Regions from separate parts of the Homo sapiens genome. Here all the other regions are linked to region 4. The links are chromatin contacts, found by Hi-C or POLR2A ChIA-PET in ENCODE. All regions are on one chromosome and are shown on one strand. Each heading gives the region's core, a stretch centred on a gene start or an enhancer-like site at or near the end of the contact. The rest is flanking DNA. Distances are from core to core; before and after follow the strand shown. Region 1 holds the start of RBM25 (RNA binding motif protein 25). Region 2 holds the start of SRSF5 (serine and arginine rich splicing factor 5). Region 3 holds the start of DPF3 (double PHD fingers 3). Region 4 holds the start of SIPA1L1 (signal induced proliferation associated 1 like 1). Region 5 overlaps RGS6 (regulator of G protein signaling 6).

What was found. A loop is a pair of places that touch in the nucleus more often than their neighbours do. ChIA-PET counts read pairs that join two places held with the same protein, here RNA polymerase II (POLR2A). Pooled maps may share reads with other maps.
Region 1: a loop to region 4 is called in a map of CD8-positive, alpha-beta T cell, with 16 times the contacts of the local background. The contact joins the promoter of RBM25 here to the promoter of SIPA1L1 in region 4. A Hi-C loop is called at or near these places in 3 of 168 maps with a recorded cell type or tissue (CD8-positive, alpha-beta T cell, heart right ventricle and naive thymus-derived CD4-positive, alpha-beta T cell) and 7 of 50 pooled maps. POLR2A ChIA-PET finds 5 or more read pairs at or near these places in 1 of 52 experiments (CD4-positive, alpha-beta T cell).
Region 2: a map of CD8-positive, alpha-beta T cell shows a loop between it and region 4 (8-fold over the local background). The contact joins the promoter of SRSF5 here to the promoter of SIPA1L1 in region 4. A Hi-C loop is called at or near these places in 2 of 168 maps with a recorded cell type or tissue (CD4-positive, alpha-beta memory T cell and CD8-positive, alpha-beta T cell) and 13 of 50 pooled maps. POLR2A ChIA-PET finds 5 or more read pairs at or near these places in 3 of 52 experiments (AG04450, CD4-positive, alpha-beta T cell and CD4-positive, alpha-beta memory T cell).
Region 3: a map of CD4-positive, alpha-beta memory T cell shows a loop between it and region 4 (10-fold over the local background). The contact joins the promoter of DPF3 here to the promoter of SIPA1L1 in region 4. A Hi-C loop is called at or near these places in 2 of 168 maps with a recorded cell type or tissue (CD4-positive, alpha-beta memory T cell and naive thymus-derived CD4-positive, alpha-beta T cell) and 7 of 50 pooled maps.
Region 5: a map of naive thymus-derived CD4-positive, alpha-beta T cell shows a loop between it and region 4 (5-fold over the local background). The contact joins the enhancer-like site here to the promoter of SIPA1L1 in region 4. A Hi-C loop is called at or near these places in 1 of 168 maps with a recorded cell type or tissue (naive thymus-derived CD4-positive, alpha-beta T cell), 5 of 37 single-sample maps with no recorded cell type and 7 of 50 pooled maps.

The regions. Positions count from the first base shown.
Region 1 is chr14:73,057,105-73,059,804 of GRCh38, reverse strand. It overlaps RBM25 (RNA binding motif protein 25), which reads right to left and starts at 1,271. Exons shown (of 19, transcript NM_021239.3): 1 at 1,100-1,271. It overlaps RBM25-AS1 (RBM25 antisense RNA 1), which reads left to right and starts at 352. Exons shown (of 2, transcript NR_184256.1): 1 at 352-529; 2 at 1,048-2,700. RefSeq lists enhancers at 1,167-1,706, 759-1,958, 1,030-1,994.
Region 2 is chr14:69,765,734-69,768,433 of GRCh38, reverse strand. SRSF5 (serine and arginine rich splicing factor 5) reads right to left here and starts at 1,292. Exons shown (of 8, transcript NM_001320214.2): 1 at 1,179-1,292; 2 at 152-296. The coding sequence starts at 277. LOC100289511 (a long non-coding RNA gene) reads left to right here and starts at 721. Exons shown (of 1, transcript NR_029378.1): 1 at 721-2,151. RefSeq lists enhancers at 366-415, 412-1,176, 1,286-1,335, 1,376-1,425.
Region 3 is chr14:72,892,716-72,895,415 of GRCh38, reverse strand. It overlaps DPF3 (double PHD fingers 3), which reads left to right and starts at 1,315. Exons shown (of 11, transcript NM_001280542.3): 1 at 1,315-1,359. The coding sequence starts at 1,328. RefSeq lists an enhancer at 1,061-1,355.
Region 4 is chr14:71,319,186-71,321,885 of GRCh38, reverse strand. SIPA1L1 (signal induced proliferation associated 1 like 1) reads right to left here and starts at 1,410. Exons shown (of 24, transcript NM_001386936.1): 1 at 1,383-1,410; 2 at 705-764. It overlaps SIPA1L1-AS1 (SIPA1L1 antisense RNA 1), which reads left to right and starts at 38. Exons shown (of 4, transcript NR_184180.1): 1 at 38-212. RefSeq lists a silencer at 492-1,511 and an enhancer at 1,772-1,931.
Region 5 is chr14:72,476,419-72,479,118 of GRCh38, reverse strand. It overlaps RGS6 (regulator of G protein signaling 6), which reads right to left. Exons shown (of 18, transcript NM_001204424.2): 11 at 2,279-2,377; 12 at 790-851. Among named protein-coding and RNA genes, the nearest start is that of MIR7843, 39 kb to the left of the region's middle. RefSeq lists an enhancer at 2,112-2,321. Within about 2 kb of position 1,383, at least 2 of the 41 ENCODE cell types and tissues checked have a DNase peak (open chromatin) inside an H3K27ac peak, as active enhancers do.

The sequences.
Region 1 (2,700 bases), core at 22-2,521, 1.7 Mb before region 4:
AACCAAGGCTTTAAGTTAAATGAATTAGAATACTATAAGATTCACTTGAATCATGAGTAACTTATGACCAACTTAATCCCTTTCAAGTCCTCTGAATGTTTTTGGAAATAGCCTTTAAAAAAATTAAAAGCTCCAAAGACTATACAAAAATTATTTATACATTACTGCCCACGGCCTAATACACAGAGTACTTCACACTAATACAGCAGTAGGGTGCAACAGAGGTCCAATCTCTTCCCTTCTCTTGGCTCCACTCTGCCCAGTATCAAAATGGCATTTCCATGGCAATACAAATCCATATTACATAACCTCCGAAAAATCTTCATAGTCCTACGTCTATTCCGGAAAACCGTATTTAAAAGCAGGATTGACGACCAAAGAAAAATGAGAAAGTAACATTTTAATGTGGAGCTTAGTAATCGCCTAGAATGAATGGCGATATACAGTTTACTGCACCCTCCAATGCGCAAAAGAGGCAGGATGGCAAAATTCATGACTATCTTAAGCAAGCCAGGAGACTGCTAAAAAGGTAGGTATTAGCTCAATTCCAAGGGGGTGGGGCCCAGTTCACTTGGTGGCGGGCTCTAGATGGCCAAAGAGGAAGGGAAAGATATCCGTTGGTGGCCAGCACCTCGCTAAAAAGGGTGGGTAGAGGCTAACTTCAAGGCAACGGCTGGGGCGAGAGTGTCCCAGGCCCGAAAACCTACTGTGGGGCTCCGGTAAGTAAGGGGGCTCAGGGAAGGGCTCCCCTGGGGCAGATCGATCGTTTTGTATCTAACGTGGAGCCCAGGGGGGGCAGAGACGATTCACTCCGCGGCGGAACGTGGAAGGGAAAGGGAAAGTGGGCGACAATGCAAGACGGAAAGCTCAAGCCGTAGGTCTGGCCTCCACCAGCTACGGCTGGGCCCACAGCTTTTCCAGGCCTTAGAGAAGAGAAGAAACCAAGCCTCGTGCCGACCCCTCCCCCACCCCCGCCTCCGCGCTCCCCCTTACCTCTACCCCACCCTGGCGCTTTCGCAGCCACCCCGGCTTTTCCTCCTCCACCAGCTGAGGCACCCGGTCTCCCGGTTTCCACACGCGTTCAGAGACACAAACTCACCCGCCGCTGAGGAAACGGTACTGCCTTCGCGACCTTCTGGGATCCAGGTTACGAGTGCGCTCCACTGGTTCGAGATTTCTGCCCGTCGCTCGCCAGGGAGACTGAGTGCCCAAGCGCCTACTCGCACAGGCCGCAAATACAGCCGCGCTGCGCGGCGAGCTGATGGAGGTCTTCCTCTTGCCCGGCGTGCACTGCGGCCGGGGGCGGGGAGCGCGGAACCATAGAGAAGAACGTATATAGATCGTCTCCGCTGTTGGCTCTGACTCACCAAGCCGAGACGAATAACCATAGAGAAGCAGCGTCTAGCGGTTACTAGAAAGGCCCGAACTGTAAATTATGACCCACCATGTTTGATTGGAGCCGACTGAATCTTACGACTACGGGACGCCATCTTGAGGTCAAGGTTCCGGCTGGGCACGGCGCGAGGAGTGTTAGAGGCTTTCTCACTTTTCGTAGTTTTTCGGGGGGTGGAACCTTGCTTTGTGATTCCTTGAGGTTCGAGGAACTGATAACTGGGCGCGATCTGCAACCTTAGTGTTAAACCCCAAGTGCTGTTATAACAACTACTCGAGATCAACAAATAATTGGCAAAGGCTGTGGAGGTTTTTTGAAAAGCAAAAGCTTATGCGTAGTTGTAGGGCCAAAGAGGTGGCTAGAAGATGTTTGGAAAAACGTGAAAAGTCCTGTAATACTAGTTAACACAGCTTTCGTTCTGTAATCTAAACGTGCTAAAAGAACTTAGCTTAAGTTAATGGAAATGAATAAAATTAATCATAAATGATTACGTTATTCCAATTGTGGACCTTATAGGCAATATCTAGTTACACGCCTTTCTCAACTGCTTGCCTCTAGGAAGGCATAAAACGGATTCAGTATAAAGTTATTGCCTCCCTGAGTTCCTGGTGCTGTGTTAAGTGCTGGAAGTATGAAGGCAAATGGAAGTGAGATTTGTTCCTGTCCTGCAAGAACTGTGAGCCAGGTGAAATAGATGACAAACCATGACCAGCCTAATATAAAATTGAAACATACTACACACTTCCTGCCTGCCTCCCCTACTTAATTTTACTCTAAAGCACTCATAACCATCTATCATAACATACATTTTTCTTGCTGATTTTATGGTCCGTCACTACCCCCACTAGAATGTGAATGTAAGCAATGCATGGATTGCCTGTTTTGTGCAAGAACAGGTCCTGGTACATAGCAAGCGCTCAATAAATATTTGTTGAGTGACAGAAATGATTACCGGCCGGGCGCGGTGGCTCACGCCTGTAACCCCAGCACTTTGGGAGGCCGAGGCGGGTGGATCACCTGAGGTTAGGAGTTCGAGGCCACCCTGGCCAACATGGCAAAACCCCGTCTCTACTGAAAATACAAAAATAAACTAGGCGTGGTGGCAGGCGCCTGTAATCCCAGCTACTCGGGAGGCTGAGGCAGGAGAATCGCTTGAACCCTGGAGGCGGAGGTTGCAGTGAGCCGAGATGGCACCACTGCACTCCAGCCTGGGCAACAAAGTGAGACATTGTCTCAAAAAAAAAGAAAAGAAAAGAAAAGAAATGATTAACATATGATGAGTACCAATAGAACACAAAATTTAGTGG
Region 2 (2,700 bases), core at 43-2,542, 1.6 Mb after region 4:
TAAAGTTGTTTTCAGCCTCAATAAAATTCAGACATAAGGCTGGGTAACATTTTCTGAAGGCAAATATTCCACCCGGACTCAAGATCGAAAACAACTGCTTATCAAAACTCTACCTACTTAGCAGATAATTCACCCAGTTCTAAATACTTACCACAAAACCAAAGCCTCTTTTCAGATCAATATCTCTTATCCGTCCATATCCCTTGAAGAATCTTTCCACGTCCTTCTCCCTGGCCGCTGGATTTAGTCTCCCGATGAATACCCGACAGCCACTCATGATGTCCGGCTAGTACTTCCTATTAGAAAGTAATTCAATCGAGATAATAGCAATGACTGTCACAGAGAAACGCCTGATTAAACAATCAAAAACATCAACGGCATAAAATGTTTACACAGTGATGTTATGAACGAGATTGCCAACAGAGCCTCTAATGAGGCCAGGTTACCTGCAGACAAAATGAAAACCCAGCTCCCTCCCAACACGGTCCGCTACTGGGCCCAGACCGCAGCAACCGCAACGCCCACTGCCACCTTTCCAACTGCGCAGCCGCACACTCTCCGGGCTCTCCGGCCCCCTCCCATCTGCCGCAGTTAGGAAAGGCCGAGAAGTGCGGGCGGAGCCGCCCGCGCCCTCCGCAAAGCCAGCCCAATGGCGGCCTCGCGGGCGCGTCACAGCGGGTGGAAGCCAGAATCTCGCGACGCCTCGACCGCGCCTGCGCCAACAGCAGCGGGCGGGCGCTCTGCGGCCACAAAATGGCGGCGGTGGAATCAAAGGCAGCAGAGCTGCGCGTGCCAAATTCCCTCTTCCCTTCTCCTCCCAGCAACCCCCTTCTCGGGGGTCACTGCGGCCGCCCTACAAAAGGCCCAGCCGCATCGCCAGCAAAGTCAGGGAGATCCCGGCCCACTATTCTACGTGTCCAGGAGATGAAGACATTAAGACTGGCAGGGACGGGCGCACAACCGCTGTGTAAAAACGACCCGAACAGTGACCGCCCTTTCACCTCAGTACCCCTCAAACAGTATGCCAAAAGGGAGACGTGCCCCAGCGCCCACCTCGAATCAACTGCGCTCATTAGACGCCATCCTCCGCAAAGAGAGCAGCCCCGGCCGCTCACGATCTGAGCGGCCATGAAGAAGCCTCGATCCGAGAAGGCTTGCCCTCAAAGTGAGCCACTCACCTACCGGACGGGGTCTTTGGCGGCTGAGACCCAGACAGGTCCGTAGTCTGCGACGGAGTCGTCGACCTCCACGCAGACCAGGACTTAACTCGTCTACGCCACTCCACAACTGACGCACTTAGCAGCTCTGGCGCTCCACAAAATGGAGGGCGCGTCCTACGTCACTTCCGGGGACGCCCCTGGGCCTTGGGTCCACCCCGTTGGACCTAGGGAAGACGGAAGTTTTGGGAGGGCCGGAAATTTAGGAGGATGTGGGCCTCTCTGACACTGCGAGTGACCGAACCCTGCTCCCGCGGTGGGTGGGGTCGGGGGCGAGAACTCGTTTGGGCTCGGCCGGCTGGTGCCGGAGTCTGGAGGGACATCTGTTGACGTCGTTCGCCCCTGCTAAGTCCTTGGCGTTCGGTTCATCATCATCTCTCCCAGAAGAGTCTCCTGAGAAAAGTGGCAACCCTTCTTGTATCTAAAGTTTTTCTTAGACACCCAGAAGATTACTAATTAGGAGAAACTTAGCTTTGCAGAAATACCTGGCCTTTCCTTAGCTCTTGCTGCTTGCAATTTAAATTTGCCCTCAAAGCAGGGAGCTCCTAGATGTTCGAGTTCTTTTTTCAACCATGCCACAGCTGTGTGGTTTTGTTGTGGTGAGAAGACTAAGGCACTGAAGTATTTTTTAAATGAAAGGATTTTCACTGATGAAATGTTGAAAATGGGACTGCAGCTAGAAGGCTGTCTTGAATTGAGGCTGGAATACAGATTTCTGCATGTCCGTCACTCTGGGAGAGTGGCTGGAAGAGGTTTCAAGCTGTTTTTTGTTGTTTTTTTTGAGACAGTCTTGCTCTGTCGCCCAGGCTGGAGTGCAGTGGCGCGATCTGGGCTCCGCCTCCCGGGTTCACGCCATTCTTCTGCCTCAGCCTCCCGAGTAGCTGCGACTACAGGCGCCCGCCACCACACCGGCTAATTTTTTTGTATTTTTAGTAGAGACGGGGTTTCACCGTGTTAGCCGGGATGGTCTCGATCTCCTGACCTCGTGATCGGCCCGTCTCGGCCTCCCAAAGTGCTGGGATTACAGGCATGAGCCACCGCGCCCGGCCTCAAGCTGCTTTTAAGTCCAAATGGTATTTGGTTAATCCTCTCCGTTCAGATTTCTGTAATGTAACACATGAAAGTTTACAATTCTTTAGAAACAGACAATGCCGTGCTTTCAAAGTGGGTGTAAAACACAGCCCTCCATATTAACTCCCGCGTTGTCCCGATAAGGTTGGTAGACCTAGAAACTTAGGCATAAAGAGATTGCTTAACTTCGCTTTAATGCTTTTATGTAGAACCCAGTGCACCCCATTTTTGAGAAGTGCCTGGAATGTGGAGTTGCATGCTTGCAACTAGAGTTAAACAGAGAAAAAGTAGTTCCGGAAGGAGAGCAACTGACCCTTAACTCGACCTCAGGGGCCTTTAGGCACTCAGAACTGAAACTTGGATAGTTTGTAAGGGATAAGCTTGTCCATTCATAGTTATATGTACAAATAAA
Region 3 (2,700 bases), core at 66-2,565, 1.6 Mb before region 4:
GCAAAAGGAAGCGAGAGGGCATAGCTTTGAAGAACTGGCAATTTGGCAACTTCTCTCCCCTTGCCACCCCTCCCCCACTATCTTAGCTATTTGATCTGATTAAACAGCTTTGGAATGGTAGCCAGACTTCTGTATGCTAACGAGGCCCCTACCCTATTCGCGATTTAATGCGATTTCATCCCCCCAGAGCTTCCCGGTGCCCAGTGGAAGCCTGACTTCGCAGAAGTCTCCCAATTTTGTCAGGGGCTCGCCAGTGAAGAGTTCACACTGACTTGAAGCAGACACAGACTCATTGGACGCCTCGGGTCACATCGGATTATTCATTAGCAAATTCTTTCCACCTTCTATCTAAGTAGTGAAAGGTGACGCCAGAATCGCGTGTGCCACTCCTCTAAAGGGACCCTGATAACACCCAGTCCAGGCTCTACAACTTCTGCCTAGTCACTTGCTTCCTAGCAGTAGAAAGTTTCCAAAGGTTGCCTTAAGTCCTCCCTACCCCTAAGCCTAAAGATCAGAGCTCCAGGTCCCACCACCTAGCAGGAATCTGAGCATTTTGGAAGTTTCTGGTGTAGAGGGAAGAACCGAAGGGGTGGTAGCGGGGAACCGCGCAGAGTAACCCCCCTGCACTACGTAAGGAAAGCCCTGGCTGCAGGAGGGAGCGAGCCTGACATTGAGACGTTCCAGGGGGAGGGTGAGTTGCTGTCCTGGAGTCGCCAGGAACAGCAGCGACAGTTCCAAGAAGCGAGAGAGGAAGGTGGCCGAGATAAAGAGAACACTTCGGGAATAAGAATATTAAAAAGCGGCAGGACCCAGAGCATTAGCAAACGGCAGAGCACATGTAGTAATTTGTTAACACGAAACGGCAGCCTTCCAACTTTTGCACTGAAACACGGGGATTTACCCTTTGGGGGATTAAAAATGTTGATACGCAAAGCCAAAGGCTAATGAATAGGATTCAGTGGCTTGCTGGCAATATTTAAATATTTCTGTCCGGGAGCGCAAACTCTTCTGCAGTTATTTAGAAAAGTAGGGAGTTAAACCAAACTATAATACTCTCCCGTGCGTCTCCACTTTCCCCAGCCCGAAAAGGAGCTACCAGCGCTGTACTGCCCCTTTAAGACCTGCTGGCTCTCGGGCTCTACAAAAGGGAGTGACCTCTGGGCTTTGACAGCTCTCCTAATAACTACCACGGCGCAGGCCCCGCCCACCTAGCTACCAGCAGCGCCGATTGGCCGGCGGGCCGGTATCCCGCGCTGTGATTGGCCCGTCGCTTCCCCTGAGCGAACCTTTAGAACTCTGAGACAATATTCTGTTACATTGTAGCAAAATGGCGACTGTCATTCACAACCCCCTGAAAGCGTAAGTAAGACTAAAAAATGTACATATTCCGCGTGGTTTCAATATGAAAAAAAAGGCGCCTTCTGCGTGGCGAGCGCTGCCAGAGCATTGCGCTTGCAGGCGCCTCCAGCCGCGGCGGGGCTTCTCTCTTCTTTCAGCTCTTACTTCTTCATCTTCTTTTTTTCCCCCAACGCGCAGAAATGTCAGGAGATGCAATTAACAAGAAGAAAATTGTTACATTTGTGTTCTGCTAAATTGCAGAGAGAGCCAGATATAGGGGTTGCAGGCGGAGAAGCCCGGCGCTCGAGCGCTCTACAGCAGGAGGGTCGCGGGAGCTCGGGGACGGCGCGGTCCCCGGAGTCCCCCGCCTCGCGGGCAGGGAGCGCGGCTTCGGGGGCTGCTGGGCGGGGGGCGAGCGTCGGGCAGTGGCCGCCTCGGTGTACTTGGCCGAGCCCCGCGCCCCCGAGCCCGCGGCCCCCGCCCCGCCGCTGGGTCCGCTGGGTCCAGCGGACGGACCGCGGAGGCTCCGGAGTTTGCAGGGCGCTCTTCGCCTTCCGATCGCTCGCGGGGAGTTTGTGCAAACCTTCCGGAGTTGGAGCACCGCGGGGGAAGCAGCGGGTCCCGGGCGTGCTGGGGCCCAGGTGGTCGCCCCGGGCTTTCCCCGGCAGCCCCCGGATCTCGGAGGCGCTCCGGGCGATCGAGCGTGTGTCTGCTCGTGTATTTGCGAGCGAGCTGGCTTTAGTGGATTAACGACTCGGGTTAACTTGGGGTGGATTTGGAGGCAGGGAAGCCGCAGGTCTTATGAATGGTGTTCTCGCCACCTCTGGGTGAGGCGCTGAGGCAGGCGGAGAGGCGGTTTTGGGGCTCCTGGCCCGAGGGGGCAGCGTCTGCTCCCGGCCGGGCGAGGGGCAGGTGCCTCTGGCCGCCTCGGGGAGACTTTGAGCGCTTGCCCAGATCCTGGACAGAGTGGGGCGGGCCGGGCGAGGACTCGCGGGGGCCAGCCCCGGGTCCAACAGCCAATTTCTGCCTGCCTGCCTTCCTCCTCCTTTTCATCCTTCCTTCCTTCCTTCCTTCCTTCCTTCCTTCCTTCCTTCCTTCCTTCCTTCCTTCCTTCCTTCCTTCCTTCCTTCCTTCCAGTCAGTGGAACTGTTAAGCCGCCAAGTCCGCTCGCGATCGCGGAGCCAGGGGTGGCCTCGGAAAACTAGTGTCGCTCTGAAAGGGGTGCTATTGGGTGATGTCGGCAGAGGGTGGCTCCCTCCGTATCCGAGGTGGGCTGGGGGGTCCTCACCCCTTCGACCGGGACTTCCCCGCCCGGACGAAGCCGCAGGCGAAGTGGCAGAGGGAGGTGCAGGTCGGGTGGGG
Region 4 (2,700 bases), core at 161-2,660:
TCTGTTCTCCAAACCGCGATGAAATTTCAACCTGCCCAACACGATTACTGGTCCACCTAGAAATGCCGTGGAGCGATTTAAGAGCCTCGGAAATTTCCTTTAAGGTCAGGAGAGAAGCTGGTAACAGATGGGGCGAAGGAGGAAAAGTTCTTTTTGCGGCACCCTCACGCCTTCCCAGCCCTTTCGCGGTTTACTCGCTCCCCGGAAAGCAGGTTAGAGCATCCCAAAATTTCATGTCCCCAAGACCCCCAAAGGGGAAATTAACCACCCTCGGGCACCGAGCTGTTCGTCTCCATTTCCCACAACTCAACCAACTCGGCCTGCCTACTCCAGCTCAGGCTGCAAAGCGCTCACCCAGGTGACTGGAGGGGAAGGGTCGCCAGGTGGCGACCAGCTCAGCGGGGTGGACGCAACCGCCCGGACCGGGACGCGGGTCTCCTGGCCTCCCGCAGAGACGCCTGCCCAGTAGTTGTGCAGATTCGGGTTCTGGGGTGCGTGCGCGCGCGCCGGGCGCGGTGAAGCCGGACTCGCCCCCGCCGGGCTAAGCTACCAGCAAGCCACCAAATCGAAAATCAAACTTTAACCGGCCTCCTGGGGTCCTGCTCCGGGCCCTGGACCCCAACCCCGGCCAGAAACAGGGCAGGGGGCTGTCAGCCGTCCTGCACCCCCGCTCCCCCCAGGACCCGGGCGCGGGGACCACTTACCGCTCGGCCCGGCCTCCCGGTGCCGCCGCGCGTCCCGGGCGCGTCCGCCGCGCGCTCTCCCTGGGGAGAAAGAGAAACCGTGTAGACGGCCGGCGCGCGCTCACTCGCCGCCTCCTCTGCGGAGAGCGGCGAGGCCGGCCCGAGGCGGGCGCCGAGCGCGGAGCGGAGGGGGGCCCGAGGGAGGCGGGGGTGGAATCAGCCCAATTCCCGAGGCTGGCTCCGAGGGGGACCCGGAATACAGGCTGGCGGGGGGCCGGCGGGGGCCGAGCTCCCGGAGGAGGGGAAGGCGGAGGTGGCCCCGTCCTTGGGCATCAACTATTGTCTAGGCGCCCGGGCCCCCGCTCGCGCCGTCCCCGAGGCTCAGCGCCCCCATCCCGCCCGCCAGCAGAAAGAACTGAGGGGGCGGCCAGTACGGGAAGCAAGTGCGGGGGTCCGGGCTCCGAAGGTCCAAGGTGGGCGCGAGGTTGCCGGGGGGGGGATGAGGAGGTGCGTACCGCATGGGGGAGGGGACAGGTAAGTGCGGACGGGGGCGGGAAGGCCCCAACGACCGGTGGGGGAGGAAATGGGGAGGGAGCCACAGAGGCGGGAGGGAATGGAGTGGCTGCGGGGGCGGCCTCTGGGGCCCAGACCTGGCCCTCCCCGGGGACCCTCCAGCCGGGGACTCGGCGCTGCACTGACTTTTCGCTCACTCGCTCACGCACGCACTGAACTCGCTCACAAAGTTGCCGGCAGTGGCGGCGCCTCACTCGCCCTTCCCCTCCCCGCCCCGCCTCCCGCCCCATTCCTTCCCCTCCTTCACTCCTCCCTCTCCCCCAAGTCTCGGGTGAGATCACCACGGAGCGGCTTAGCGCGGCGCACAAGTCTCGCGAGAGAAGCGGCGGCTGGGCCCTGCAGGCGGAGGAAGTGGAAAAAGTCGCGGGAGGGTAGGGGACCGCGGAACTTCTGGTTGCTATGACGACGGCAAAGCCCTGGATTCCTGTCTCCTGCGGAGAGCAGAGGCTGCAAACGTGGGTGCAGTTTTCAACCTGCCCGGCGCACTGGCGGTGGGGAAAGCTAGGGGTGGTTGCGGAAGGATAATTTTTAAGCCGATTCAAGAGGGCATCTCGAGAGGACCACAGTCATGATATCTGGCCAAATTTGGCAAATGAGACTAATGTATTAAGAGGTTCTGGGACAGGTTTCTGCCTTTCTAGGCAGCACATATCTGCACCCCAAATTTCTACTATATATTCAGTTTTTCGGCCTTCTCTTTCAATCTAATTCCTCCATCCCCACACTCCCCATGCTGCCTCCCTCCTCCTCTTCTCAACTCGCAAACACACGCAGACTGGGCTCCTTCAGGAACTGGCTCATTCATCTCTGTATTCTCAGCGCCTCTATAGGCTTGGTCCATACTACATATTGGCCACTTTTTTGACAAGTTGAACGCAACAGTCCATGCCTGTCCTCAGTACTTGCCTTTGGCCCTAACCTAGAGAGTTCAGTCAAGTTTGGACTCTATCAAGCTACCCTCCCATTTCTGTTAACACCTTGTCTTTTTCAATGGTAATAATCTCTGCTTTCTCCATATTTTTCTCGTAAAAACCCTATTCACCATGGTGAGGGGAACTTTTTTTTTAATCATTAGGCATCCGCAGACGCCTTTATACGTACTCCAAAATGCTAGTAAGGATGAAGATGAACTCTCCTCAGCCCGTGTCTTTTAACTGTAGAAACTTTTCTGAGGTGAGGGTTATTATATACTCACTGCCTAAGTAAAATGGATATTATGAATAGAAGTTAAACTTTAGATTTCAAAATGAATGAGTAAAAATAGATACCATTGTATGTGGATTATATCTCAATTTTTAAAATTCCTATCCATGAACATGGGGAAACCATTATTTAACTCAGTCCCACAGAACTAGAAACCTAAAGCATAACCTAAGCATATGAGGACTAGGCAGTCAAAACTTGTAAGTCACTTGCAAGTTTAAATCCTGTCAATGAAAGTTTG
Region 5 (2,700 bases), core at 134-2,633, 1.2 Mb before region 4:
ACTCAGTTTATCTGACATCCAATAAATACCAAGACCCAACTTAAGCTCTTGATTCCTTAAGCAATTGGTCATTGCTTTAACGGTAGCATATGGATGAATAAATGTTCACTACTGAGCTGCCTGGTTAGATTTATTCCATATAGATTCCCCATGTGGTCTCCCATCTTCACGGAAGAGTTAAAAAAACAGACCATTTAGTTGATAAAATTGAGTCTCCCATGAGTTAACGGAGTGGAACTAGCTACTGGTGCAGAATGAAGCACACACACCGCTGTGGAAGCCAGGCTGGAGGGGCCAAATATTTTCTTTACAGCTGATTCGATGCAGTTCAGTGGTTGATGGCGTGTGGAGGCGGAACACTTCCCGATGATCCAGTCCCCTCCTGTCTATGCAGCCAGCACCTCAAAGGACACACATAATTTCTTTTCCCCTATAAAGTGAATCTGGGCATTTTATAGCTGAAAGGGGAGCAATTTCCATTTGAATTAATCCAGAGGCTGAAGGCAAAGGTGCATTATGTAGCTTTAAAGGACATTCTTCCTTGATTGACAAGGTCCCGTGGCCACCCCCTGTAAAGCCTTAGCAACGGAACATTTCTTGACATCACTCAAGGGAGGTCTGTTATCTTAGTTATACTCACATGGAGCCTGTGGGTTTTTCTGCACCCCAGTCTAAGGAATAACTACAGTCTAACTCTTGGCATTGAACACATTCGTTAACCATAACCCTGTAACATTTCTTCCCTGTTAAATTAGAAGAAAGTAGTAATATTATTAAAGGAAAACATACCTTTCAGCCACTTTGGACATTTTCAAACAATGTCTGTCGATCTGTGCGTTCAAAAATGTTATCTGGGAAAATAGAGAACACAGATGTTAAGACCAAACTAAAATTATTTTTTTCCCCTCGCTCCACAAACCCAAATCCTGCATTTCCACCAAGATCCAAATACCTCCTCTGGCCAGACATCTCCAACTCCCTCAGCTCTGCCCTCCAGCAAATTACTTGTGCCTCTGGACATCCCTATCATACAAGATTCATATTCTGCAATTTAGCCTTTGTCTCATCTCCTCCTATACTGTGGTGTGATTTAAGTCTTGCTTTCCAAAATTTAAAGGCAATGTATTTTCTACGTAGCTTAGCAACAGCATGGACAGGTGAAATGTGCCCCATAAATACCTGTTTTGAACAATCCCCAGTGACCCCTCCTCTGCCCACCTTTCACAGGCACGTCACACCCATGTCCTTGGCATGCTTGACTGGAATCATCAAATAGCTTTTTTTCTGTGTGGTTTTTTTTTCTTTTTTTCTTTTTTTTTTTTGAGACAGAGTCTCATTCTGTTGCCTAGGCTGGAGTGCAGCGGCATGATCTCAGCTCACTGCAACCTCCACCTCTCAGATTCAAGTGATTCTGCTGTCTCAGCCTCCCGAGTAGCTGGGATTATAGTCACACGCCACCAAGCCCGGCTAACTTTTTTCTATTTTTAGTAGAGATGGGGTTTCATCATATTGGTCAGCCTGGTCTCAAACTCCTTACCTCAGATGATCCACCTGCCTCAGCCTCACAAAGTGCTGGGATTACAGGTGTGGGCCACCGAGCCCCGAGCCCCGCCAAATAGCTTTTTTTTTTCATATATCCATTACCTCTTACCCATCAGATAATAAACTTGTCAAGGGCAAGCACCTCAAAGTTTACTCCTTTGGGTTTTGCCCTCTAGGAACCAGCAAGGCATAATATAAACAGTAGGTTGCTTTGTTACCAGTAAATATCAGAAGGAAGTAATATAATTAGCCATTGTCTGTTGACCTGGGCTGCTCATCATGAAAGAAAATAACATTCAACCAAGTAATGCTGAAATGGCATTGGGAGTAGAGCTTTATTTATTCTTAAACTTTCCTTTCAAATCACAGCAATAAAGTAGACCATCCTGAGCTGGTGCATTCCAATTATAAGGACTGTGTGACATGAGCCCCCTCCTTCCTCCAGCTCCCACAGCGGACTGTGGGAAACCCCATTACAGCAGTTACCCCAAGGCATGGGATGACTCATTTACGCCCTTTTCTAGTAACTGCTGGAGGAACTGGGTAGAGAATTCTTTCTCTCAAGCTTCCGTGGCTTGTTCACACACAGCACTTAAAAGGTTCAATCACCCACAGCTGGGTTCCACTGTGGTTTCCAGGAACTCAAAGCTTGCTCAATCTTCAGAGTTGAACATTTGAAAGGGTTTTTAAACTGGCCACGTCTCCTCCTGAGAGTGCAAGCTGTCAATTCATTCACCTGTTTCCGGATGTCCTCTTTTGTTGTTTTCCTGATTGGTTGGCTGAGTACATGCACCGGGCTCTGTGCCTGGGACTCTTCAGTCACGCCATACACGGACTAGGAGAAGAAGCAAGCACAGAGGATCATCCACCCACAGAATTGGAGGGTGGCTTAGGGGTCAGCTAGTCCAATGACTCATCCAATTTCGTGAATCCCCTCATGACAATAAGAGATTGGTCTCTGCTTTTATTTCTTCAATGATGAGAATGCTGCCTCTTAAGGCATGTCATCTCATCTTTGGGGTACCACTATAACCCAAATCCTATCTTTTATTGGGCTGAAAATAGCCTCCTTGTATCTCAGTGTTTCTCCAAATATGGTCCATAGACCACCTGCAAAGAATCACCTGGGTGTGCTTGGAAAAGACACGTTGCTGAGTA